2 separate regions of the Homo sapiens genome follow, and region 2 is linked to region 1. A link is a contact called in ENCODE Hi-C data. All regions are on one chromosome and are shown on one strand. Each heading gives the region's core, a stretch centred on a gene start or an enhancer-like site at or near the end of the contact. The rest is flanking DNA. Distances are from core to core; before and after follow the strand shown. Region 1 holds the start of TBX20 (T-box transcription factor 20). Region 2 has its middle 210 kb from the start of TBX20.

Region 1 (5,527 bases), core at 1,839-4,338:
ATCCAGACCAGCAGTGTATTAAAGTGAGAAGAATGCTCTGCCATCCACCACCAGGTTGGAATACTGCTGCCTATGAACCAAACATTCTCCCCCACAGCTGATAAGGGCCTGGGACTACACCAGTCACTTTGATGGAATACAGGGAGACTTCTGTAATTGTCCCAATTATCTTCCATCCCTTAAAAAAGAAACTACTTGAATTTGCAATGTGAAGTTGATCTCTTAAGTGCCCTCAAGAAATCAAAGCCAGTTCTAAATGTATGTATGTACATGTACATGATGTGTGTGGGCATATGGGACACGCACAGATCATAAGGTGTTTTATTTCCTACACATCCGTACATGAAGAAAACAGGAAACAGAGTGGTTTTACTTTTACTTCTCATGCAATGATAATCCAACCCATGAAAATGTTTTAACTTAAGAATAATCAAATTAAATGCCATCCTGATTTTTTTCAGATTAACGAAAGGAAACCATACCATAACAAAATCTTATTTTCTACTAATATTTTCAGAAACACATTCACATAATGTCTTCGGAGGGAATTAAGAAGTAGTGTTAATGACTTTTTTTTCTGACAACTGAAAGAGGCAAACTCCCTAAGCCCCAGACTGACCAATGCATCAGGATGGGAAGTAGGAGAGGAAGAAAATGAAATAGAAATGCTTCAGCAGACTGAAGCTGTTCCTTTAAATAGACTTTGTATGTTTAAAAGGGCAATCCTGGGACACACTGGAATCCCCCTCCCCACTCTATAGTTTGCTTCAACAAAAGTCCCACATTCTCTCTTAACAGAACTTTTAGGTGTTTCTCTTGATAGAGTCCTTGGCTTGCAGTCACCTCTGTTGAACTGGCCAGTGTAAGCGACAAGAACGCCTGCTAGTTCTTTCAGAGCCCATCTCAAAAGCCAGGAGAGGGACATGCATTTTATACTAGTGCCTATATGTGTGTGTGGGCATGGGGGTAGGGTTGGAGTTGTGAGCTGGGCATGGCTTTAAAGTTCAAGATTTAGAATTTTCGATATAAGGTGGCTTTTCTCAGAAAAATAAAGAGAGAAGGAAGCAATGTTGAAATGACAGTGCAGCTGGGGCTGGCATGTTTCCCAATTTGCTGTCTACACTTCTGTCGGGAATCCTCTTTTCCTGCTATGTAACAAGCTGAGATGTTTACAAAGAATTCAGGGGCCCCTAAACAGCAATGTATAATGTTGAGAAGTCGCACAATATAACTTTGAAATTGTTAGTTATATTTTTCTAAACAATTGGATTTTGTTTGATTGATTGTCTCCATTCTTTGGCAGGTTTAGATTTAGATGGGAGGTGGGTGGGAAGAACCAGGGGAAGGGGGTGAAAACTTAGAGGACAGATTTTTTTTTTTTTTTGACATTCTGTTTTCTACAGATCTACTAGTTTCTTTTTCCTTGGTTTCAAGTAGCTACAGGAATTTTACTTCTCTCATCTTTAAGCCCAAACACCTTATTTTTGATCTCTAACACTTCCTTTTTTTCATGTTATCATTATTTTGGATGTGATATGTTAAGTGTGGGAAGGACAGAGAGAAGAAAGGAAAAATTGGGGAGGGTTAAAAAAGAAAAATTAACTTAAGTTTGCTATCTGATTTTCACATTGTAGTGATACCAGACGATCAGGCTGTGTAACAATTATTTCCTGGGGATCCACGAGGCAATGATGAGAACACTTCTTTTTCCCTCAGTTGTAAAGAGATTCTTAAATATTTATCTTGGGGTGGTTCTTTTCCATGTAATTCACTAGTGTTAAGAAGAACATAATCCCTGTTCTCCCTTTACTCCTAGCCTAGTGTCTTCTATAAATGGTAAAGGTTGTTAAACAAACAACATAACTAAAAGTAGAGGAATTTGAGAAATGGTTACTGGTTAGTGTTTTTGCCAACCTCAACTGAAAATGACGACAGTTATAAAATGATGTCTTGGTGATAAGTCTAGAGCTTCAGTGAATAAAATGGTTCGTGTAGGGAGAACTGGCTTATTCTGCTTTACAGTGGTTTCAAAGAGCTTGCTCTGTTTTGTCTATTCAAGTCAGAGGAAAACCAAAATTAAACTGGTTTCTTATGAAGTCCTTTAGCGTCTCCGTTTCAAACGCACAAGCAGGTGTTACATGCACAGTAAATCCTGTTGAGCCTTAAAAGGGGTTTTATTATTATTTTTCCATGAATGTTTTTAACCCAACAAACATACACACACACCATATGTCTGATCTGATATATGGATTCTAGACAACTTAGGAGACCGACGGGCCCAGATATAAGATGCACATTCACAGCATTCAACAGACTGAAGCCTCCAAAGAAAACTTGGACCCAAAAGAAAAAGATCTCCCACCCGCGATGTATGGCTCATGGCTTGAGCATCAGACGTTGCTGCGAGCCGCCTGCAGCCAGGGGCACAGACGGATGCGCAGCATCCCCAGTCCTCGGCGGACAGCCGGGTAGCCCAACTTACCCAGGGGTTTGATTGTGTTCTCCGTCGCCTCCTTCTCCTTAGAGCCGCCGCTCGACATGAGCGCGGCAATGGAGAAGGCGTTGGCCCGAGAGGAGAGTTGGGGCTTGGGGGACGCCGTGAACTCCATGGTCCCCAGCACGCGGTCCTGGCCAGGGACGGGGTCGTCCGAACTGCCGTCCAGATTCCCCAAGGGAGACAAAGACCCGAAACACAGCTCAAAGTTTCCGAGAGCAGTCACAGCGGGGCCAGGGACTCCAGAAGTGTCAGCTCCAACGACTCCAGAGCTGCACACTGGCCTCTATTCCCCACCGCAAAGCCCCAGAGCCGCAGAGACTTCGAAGGCAGCCGGAGAGGAGAGGGCCCACCGAGCACTACGGCGGGTGCGCACGCCCCGGGGCGCTCGGCAGGACGACAGTCTGCACAGCCCGAAGGCGGAAACGAGCATCAACTGCACAAAGTCCTGGGGTCCTGGAGCATCCCCTCCGCGTCCTTCCTCCCTCTGGGGCTGGGGACAGCCGGGATGTCCCAGGCTGAGGTGGCCACCAGCCGAGCGCGGCTGCTAGGACGCTGGCGTGGGGAGCGCGGCGCGGAACTACGGACAGTGAGCCCTGGCGCTCGCTGCCCTGCGCCTTAATTTGCTGGCGGCGGCGATCCCGGAGGCCCGCAGCCAGTCAGCGCCGTCTCACGTCACCGCTTCCTGATTCCGCCGCCGGGGGCGGGGCCGCGGGCCGGGCGCGGAGGGCGCGCCCAGGGTGCGGCGCCCGCGTGGCCTGTCGCCCCGGCTGTTCGGTACCCCAGCACAGGTTCAGGGAAAAGGGTGCCACCACTAGGCTGACGCAGCAGCCATGGACATCCCCACCTGGTCTCACAGCCCCGGGCGGGAGGGCGGTGCGCGCTGTCGGGAGAGGACACATCACCGCGGCCTAACGCCCGAGATCCGGGCATGGCCCAGTTGGGGAAGCTATGACCAGACCAGTGGAAGCCTCGGGAGTTCTCGCTTTTTCCATTCTTTTTCTTACCTGCGCTCAAAGTTCCAAAAGAAAGTAGGGAAGCGCTCAGTAGAATCCGGCGCCTCTGAGCCGGCGCCAACTGGCCAGGTCCATACTCGGGGCAGATCCCAGGGCTGGGACTCTCATTCGATGGTCCCAAATTTGATCTCTTTGACAGTGGGGCTGAGCAAATGCAGCCCTGAAAAAGATAAGCTTAGCGAGAGCTGCGGGCATTTGGCAAAGGATGCTGCTCTCAGAACCGTGGCTTCTGCTCCTCACCAGTGCGTCTCTAGCCTGGGGCTCCTATTTTCCCTAGAGGGACCCTGGAAAATGGGACGGCTGCCGAAGAGAAGGCGAAGGTCAGGGCGCGGAGCTCTACGGTAACCACGCGACGCGTAGTGGGAGAGTGCGAACCTTATGGTAGCGCCCGGACTAAGCGGACACAGACCCCTCTGGTTTTACAAAGGCGGCTGTGACGAGGACTTCCCACGGCCTTGTTGGAGGGCGTCCTGTTAGCCCTGCTCAGCCTGAATAACTCAAATTCTCCGAATTCGCAGGGTAATCCGCTTCGCTTGGAGCCGTGTAAACTCAGGCTGACATACACACTCAAGCTGTATATGTAAATATTTGTTCTCTTTTCCAGCCAGTCGGTCTGGCTATTAGAAGCCTCTTCGTGGGTCTTAAAATTAAAATAATAATAATAATTTTTAAAACTCCAACTTTTCACTGCACCACCCCCTACTCCTGAAATAAATTTGTGAGGGAAAACGGCAAGTTAAAATAGCTGTCGAAAACGTTTGTGTGAACAAAATGATGACATCTGGAAGAGTCGTGATTTCAGCCTGTCTTGGTCATCGTGTGTCAATAGTTTTTAACAAGGTGCTGGATGAAGGTGACTAAAAAATGCATTCTCATATCACTATCGAAGTTCGAAGTGTCGATTTATAAATGTTTGAGGAAATTCGTAAAACCATAGACTTTGGTGCTGGAAGGAATTTACGCTGTCTTCTAGCCGGTCTCCATGTGCGTTTGAGAGAGAAAAACAGGGCCCGACGTGGCAGAGCGCGCATCTCCCCCCAGTCCACCTCAGCGGCTAGAAGCAGACGGAAGGGCAGGACTCACACTCCGGGCCCCGACCCTCATCAGCCCCTGGCCCTGCAGCTGTGGCTGGGCTGTTAGCTGAAGAGCCAGAGTAGAGTTAACGACGGCTGGCAAGCAGAGGGCTTTCAGATTAAACCGCAGGATGCATCTGAGGATCCGTTTCTATTCTTAAATTTTTTGCTGGTTTTGGACAACCCAGACCCAATCCAGACCCCTTTTTTGGTTATTAAAGTCCCCCGCCCCAACCTGTCTCTCCCCAGACACACCTTCTCAATGTAAGTGACATTTCTTTGTATTGAGTGGAAGGCACACACTGATTCCTTTCCTATATCAAATGCTTAGGATTTGTCCAGAAAGAAAGATTTCCCTCAAGAAGTGGGGATTTTGGAAGGTCGGGGAATGTTATGGTTAGTCTAGACCTTGATATATGCTTCAACAGGGTGTGGCAAACCTTGTTAGCTGAATTTAGTTTTCAAAAACTTGCCGCAAAATTATACTTCATAAAAAAACCCTTTTGATTGTTTTTCTACACAGAGGAAAACAACTGTGTCTTTTCTTAATTACCTCAATGATTTTGACTGGAATATGAATAATATCATGAGAGGAACATTTTCAGAAAATTTGATGAAGCAAGGGAAAAACTGAATTGCCACAAATCTGTTTCCTCCTCCTTTCCAAGTGCCTACGCGGCCTTAGCCCAGCTCTGTGTCTCTTGTGTGCAGGAAACCCCGACTGCGCATCCTACTACAGGTAAAATACTATACAAGAAAAGATGAGTGATCGTTAGGAGGCAGGCGGCAAACGAGAGGTATTGAAAAGGCCACTTTAAACAAATCCGGGTGACCCGTTTGGGGATCTCTAGGCTATGCATCTTGTTGGTGTTGAAACCTCGGCAGTAAAACATATGCTGCAACATTATTATCGGGGGCACACCGTCCCTCCTCCTAGATTTATT
Region 2 (5,720 bases), core at 613-3,112, 210 kb after region 1:
AAGGCGTGGTGTGAGGGGGAGGGGATGGCAGGGGACATCTGCGGAAAGACAGGACTCTGGCACCTCTACCTAACTTGGAAGATATTGGAAGAGAGACAGCCTGTTTTTCTAGTACTTGTCCCTGTGTCTCGAAGACAGGGGCATCAGCAGGAAGGTATTTAGGTTATTTCATATCTTCTCTTTTTGGATTTGGCAGTTTTAACTAAAGAAAGCATGCTCCAAAATTATTTCTCAATCCTTTCCTATTGGTATGGTAATTAATAGCAGTTCTCCCTAGAATTTAACATGTGGTCTTTGCTTATATTTTTAAAAATATCAGTACTTGCTTTTTGTTTGTCAGTTTATTTGTATTTACATGAGTTTTACACCAGCATTTCTGGGGAAAAGAGGGACATATCAGGCATCATAACACCAATTTAAAGCAGAAGTCCTTCCTCTAAATTTTAAATTCCATTGAATTTTAATTTTAACTTTTCTGGCTCAATGGCCATTGTAAATATACAAAATTGTACAGGGCTCTAACAAAGTGATTGTTTTTAGGCCATTAAAGTACAAAAGACAATGTCCCTACACTAAATTCTCCCAACCTATTGCTCTTTACAAAACTGTTTATTTTTTCTCTCTCCTCCCTAACATGTGTGTGGGCCTATCGTGTCTTATGGGTTTCCTCTAGAACCACTATGGCCCTCTTAATGTGAAGACCCTACAGGACTCTTGCTATTTCTGAAAGAGGGATCATAAAATCTCATGTGGGAAGAAATTTTTGGAAAAGGTCTAATACAGGCACCAGCATTATCCTTTCTCACCCAGTGGTCAGTTGTCCTCTGCTGCAACACCTCCAGCGTGGGGAATTCTCTACCTCCTGGGGCCATCAATTCCATCTCTGTGGGGCTCCGATTGTTACAAAGTCCTTCCCTATATTGAGCTGAAATGTGTCTTTCCTTTGTTATCCTCTTATTGCTCCTGGTTCCTCCACATATGGACTCAGTGTGTTACCTCTTCCATGTGAGCACCTGCCAGACACGGGGAGGTTTTATGCTCCTCCCCTGCCCCAAGTTCTCCCTTCTCTGGGACAAACAAGTTCAGGTCCTTCAATTACTCCTGCAAATCTCTGTAATGACTTAGTTGTGTCATGAGACTCATGGGAGTTCTTTGTTCATTTAATGGGAAGCAAGAAGAAGTTATCCTAAGCACCAAAAGGTGGAAGCACCCAAAAAGATGCCCATCAACTTGCTCTGGGTGTCATCAAAGGGCAAGACAGGACTTCCTAAATGAGATGGACAGGAAGCATTCCTGAGTAGCGCTGCTGTCCTCAATGAGATGAGATGGCCACTCACATTAGGTAAGGAAAGGAGAGTCCAATAAAAAGCCAATTCCAAAGGTGTGGCCAGGGTCAAAGGAAACCCCAAGGGAAGGTGCTGTCCTGGGGGCTGGTACTAATAGGATACCACCCCTAGGTCTGAAGGGGCAAGGGAGGCAGTGGTTACCGTAGAACACAGTACAAAGTTTATTGTTGGTCAAATGTTTCTATTACCCTCATTAAAATATATGAGCATGGATAAAAATTCTGTAGCTTATATTTTGCACCCTTGCTTTTAGACATTAATTGGCATTTGTTAAAACTGCTAAGAACACTTTGGTTTTCATTAAGCATCAAGCAAGACATAAACAAAGTAATCAAGATGGCTGAAGTGGGAGCAGGAGTGGGGCTGCTTTTTGGGACATATTTTAAAGGGGCCTGTGAGCAAGGGCCAAGCACCCTCCCCCTGCTCATGGAGGTGGCGATTTTATGTCCCTGTTTGGCTCAGGTCTGAAGCACAGCCTGGCTGAGAGGCAGCTGGCACGGGCCCAGGCACGATTGCATGCCTGCCCCTGTGGGCCCCACTTCCAGCAGGTCACCCGGTCTGTGTTGTCACCTTGAAACATTCTAGAGAGCTGTGAGCTTCAGAAGGTGAGGCTCTGGGGGCTGGGCTGGGGGCAGGGAAGGCAGCCACGCAGGGTGGCTGGAGAGCTTTTGACAGCCCCTAGCAGAGCCCAGCATCCCATTCCCGACGACGTGAGCCCCCCAGGCAGGCGCCGAGTGGATAAGAGTGTAGACAGCGAGGCCGGCCTGTGACGCTTGCCAGCACCTGCAGATAGCAGGCAAATAATTGGCACATGCTTAAAAAAAATTAAAAACCTCTTGGATGTGAGTATTTTCTAACAGCATCTGGCGGGAGTGCCCGGGAGGAATTTAATCAGCAAGAGTTGTTTAAATGGGGCTCCGCACAGGCCCCGGCCAGGCCCGCCATGAACTCGGCATCATGTGCCACCCCTGTCTGCTGAGAACATTCAATTTGTTAATTCTGCAGCTGGTGAGAGAGGTCAGATAGGAAAGTGACGATTGTTTTCTGACGTTCCAACCCCTGCTCACATCTTTCTAATTAATCCTTTTAGGAGCCACAGGAAGATTAAGAAGGAGAAAAGGTGAGGGAATCAAGTACCAGAGAAATTGATGGAAAGACAACGCTGCTGCCCTTCTCTTCTCAAATGGGATGGATGTGAGGAGCTGGGGGTGGGGAGAGAGAAAAAAAAATTGAGGACTGCTGCCTGCCACTCTTCTCGCTCAAAGGAAAATCATGCTCGGAAGACATGGGACCCAAAAGGGCCACTGGATCTTCTCCTATGGTGCCTGTCTCTTTTAAACAGGAGGCAGCAGCCCCTCTCCTGGTCTCCATCACTCAGTCTTGGACCATCAGGAGCCACTGAGGCCTCCCAAGCAGAGTGGCAACTATGCTGGGTGGGAACGTGACCTGCTGTTAAAGGCCCACAGTCATTAGAATTCTGTAAGAACATACCCTGGTAGCCAGAGGGCCTGGTTTGGTGTCCGGACCCCAACATGTCACGTTGCTCTGCCTAGCTGTGTGAGATGGGGCTGGTGTGCAGCTGTCTTCTGCTGGTCCTTCTAGATTCATTTTTCCTCCTGCTCCACCTTTTTTCTGCCATAGAGGCAGACCTCTGAGGGCCTCATCCATGGGCTCCTGCCCTCCAAGTCCGGCTGGTGGGGATCCCAGTAGATAGGAGGGAGAAACAGCAAGAGGCTGCTGGAGGCTGGCTGGAACTGGGGCAGGGACGCTCGTGCGCTTCCCCGAAGTCTCTCTTTTTAGGTCCTTTGCTGCTGCTAGCCCCAGGTCCTTGCAGTACCCCCTCTGCTTCCCCCTACCCACCCATGGCATGTATTTAGTGCCTTTGTGCATAAACACCTCTCAAATTATCCTGATTGAGGGTACTTCTTTCCACTGAGACATCAACACTGGTACCTGATGGATAAGGCAAGTCTGAGTTTGCACCTGGCCCCTATTCACAGTAAGGATGTGAGAAAGTTACTTAACCTCTCTGAGCATGGCTTGACTCATCCCTAAGATGGGGATGGATGATACTGAATCATAGCATTGTGATATAACCCGAACCAGGCACCTAATTAATACCCATTTCTTTGTTTATGAAAGTCTCAAGTTTAGGGGAAACAAAAAAAAAAGATCAGTAAAAGGTATAAAACAAAAGAATGCAATGAACACCAGAATCATCATCAAACCAAGACATTAAAATACTTTCCTGCCAGTGGGACCGCAGCCAAGTAGTGCTATTTGATACAGCATCCCTCTGTCCTGGTCAGAGGAGAGCCCTGCTCAGAACTGACTATCCATGGCAAGCATTGAGTGTGGAGCACCCACTCCACAGCCCCCAGTCCTTTCGCTCATGCTCCAACATAGTCATCCTGTAAATATTTGCTGAATCACCTTCTGTGTGCCTTGCCCTGTGCTAGGTCCTGGGGAACCATGGATCACTCAGACACAGCACCAGACTTCAAGGTGCTCACAGCCACTTGGGGAAATGAGCCCTAAATTCCTAGCTTTGATCAAACAATAAAATGCCACCAGGCATAAAGGTGGGAATGATTAATTCTGCTATTGGCATACGTGTGTGCATGTGGGTGTGCTGGGAAGGGAGGTCTGGGAAGGCTCCTCCAAGGCCTTGAAAGATGAGACTTCTGAAAACAGAAGAGCTCAGTGGGCAGAGGGAACCGGACGTGCAAAGGCACGGAGGCAGGAGAGAACACAGAGAAATCTGCCAACAAGTCCCAGTGGCTGGAATATGGAGTCCAAAGTACTGATGGCAGCAGGGATTCCACTAGAAGTAAAGATCAGTTTGCGAGAGGGAAAGGACCCGAAAAGCACTCTGAGAAATTTGGCTTTGATTCAGGAAGCAAAAAAGAAGTAGCAAGAATTCTTCATTCTGAGCGTTTTAGGGAGAAACGCTGGCACAATAAAGTGTGCAATTTTTGTAATCATCTGCCTTCTGATAGTAAGGCCCTATTCTCCTGGGTTGGCAGGAAATTTGTTCACAGCTATGTTTGAGACGACCCTCTTCCCAGCTCCCATCCAGGACCTTGTATGTTTTTGAGTCTTGCACAGACACAAGCCTCCAGGGGTCCCACAGAGCCATGTTCTCACAGTCCGGCCACCTCCCCAGGGGCTGCCATAGGGTGGGACTGGATCCCACACTATTTGTGCCATTCACTGACCAGAGACCTCTCCCCAGGATGGGGGTAAGCTTTCTCTTGTCCTTCTTTGACCCTTAGAATCCCTCTTTTCTCCACCTCCTCTACCCAATCTGCCATAAGCATTTACTGAACACAGGAGGAATCATAGACTTCCAGCAGTTTTTGTTTACGTGCTGCGTGCAAAAATTCCCCAAGGCAAGGAAATACAAGAGCCTAAGGACTCGTTTGGAATGTGCGAGAGGGCAAGCCCAGGGAGAGCTTCACAAATGAATATGTCCATGAAGCACACTGCCAGGCACACTTTCAAGGCTTTGATGTTATTACTACTAGGATAGTCCACATTCTGAGGCTGTCAAGTCATTATCTGGACAATGTCATCCCTCAAGGGCTTTTGGCAAAAGCTTTCAAATAACTGAAGTGACAGTAAGAATTTATAACATGAAATTTAGAATGAATTAATAGTCATCGCACCTAAAATATGTCTCTATCAGATCATGAACTTCTTCAGGGCAGAATATTCATTGTAATGGTCTTAGGCTTTAGAGTTTAAATTTTCATCTCTAAGTTACAAGACCTTGGGCACATTTTTTTGAATTCCCCAAGCCTCAGTTTTCTCATCAATGAAATGGGGCTATCCTTCTGGCATTGTGAGGATAACAGTACATAAAAGGGTCTGGCAGAGAAAGGCATCAAATAAATGCTGCCTGGAAGGATGGATGGATGGAAGGGCAGGTGGACAGACAGAAGGACATCTCAGCCCTTTGTTTTATTGTGGTCAGGCAGTACCAGCATCACATGCCTCAGTGTGTTATTTAAATATATGTTTTCGGTCATGACACCAGTGTGGGAACTTTGCACCTTGGAATAACATCTAAGCCTTTTGTGAGCTCTCAGTCAAGTGTAAGAAAAAGAAACATAAAAAGAAACACTGAGGGTGCAGAGAGAAGAGGTGGGGGTTCAATTACCTCATTATCAGGTGTAAGGACAGCACATTCTTCCATTCATTAGCACCCACTTGTGCCTGCCAGGAGAAGGCCAATCAGCTGCCATTTGCTGGGGCTCCAACAGAAGAGGTGACCCCAGAGATAGAAGATTGGGTGCAGGTTGCAGAGGACCAAGGAAGAAATTGTGGACTTGGACTTCCTTAAAGATGCAAAGGTCTGGTCCCCAGGGGCCT

Evidence for each region. Hi-C counts contacts between places; a loop is a spot of excess contacts on that map. Pooled maps may share reads with other maps.
Region 2: a loop to region 1 is called in a pooled map, with 3 times the contacts of the local background. The contact joins the enhancer-like site here to the promoter of TBX20 in region 1. A Hi-C loop is called at or near these places in 6 of 50 pooled maps.

Annotation. Positions count from the first base shown.
Region 1 is chr7:35,251,012-35,256,538 of GRCh38, forward strand. It overlaps TBX20 (T-box transcription factor 20), which reads right to left and starts at 3,089. Exons shown (of 8, transcript NM_001077653.2): 1 at 2,483-3,089. The coding sequence starts at 2,609. RefSeq lists enhancers at 2,010-2,586, 5,461-5,527.
Region 2 is chr7:35,463,994-35,469,713 of GRCh38, forward strand. No RefSeq gene overlaps it. Among named protein-coding and RNA genes, the nearest start is that of TBX20, 210 kb to the left of the region's middle. RefSeq lists an enhancer at 1,581-2,739. Within about 2 kb of position 1,863, at least 4 of the 41 ENCODE cell types and tissues checked have a DNase peak (open chromatin) inside an H3K27ac peak, as active enhancers do.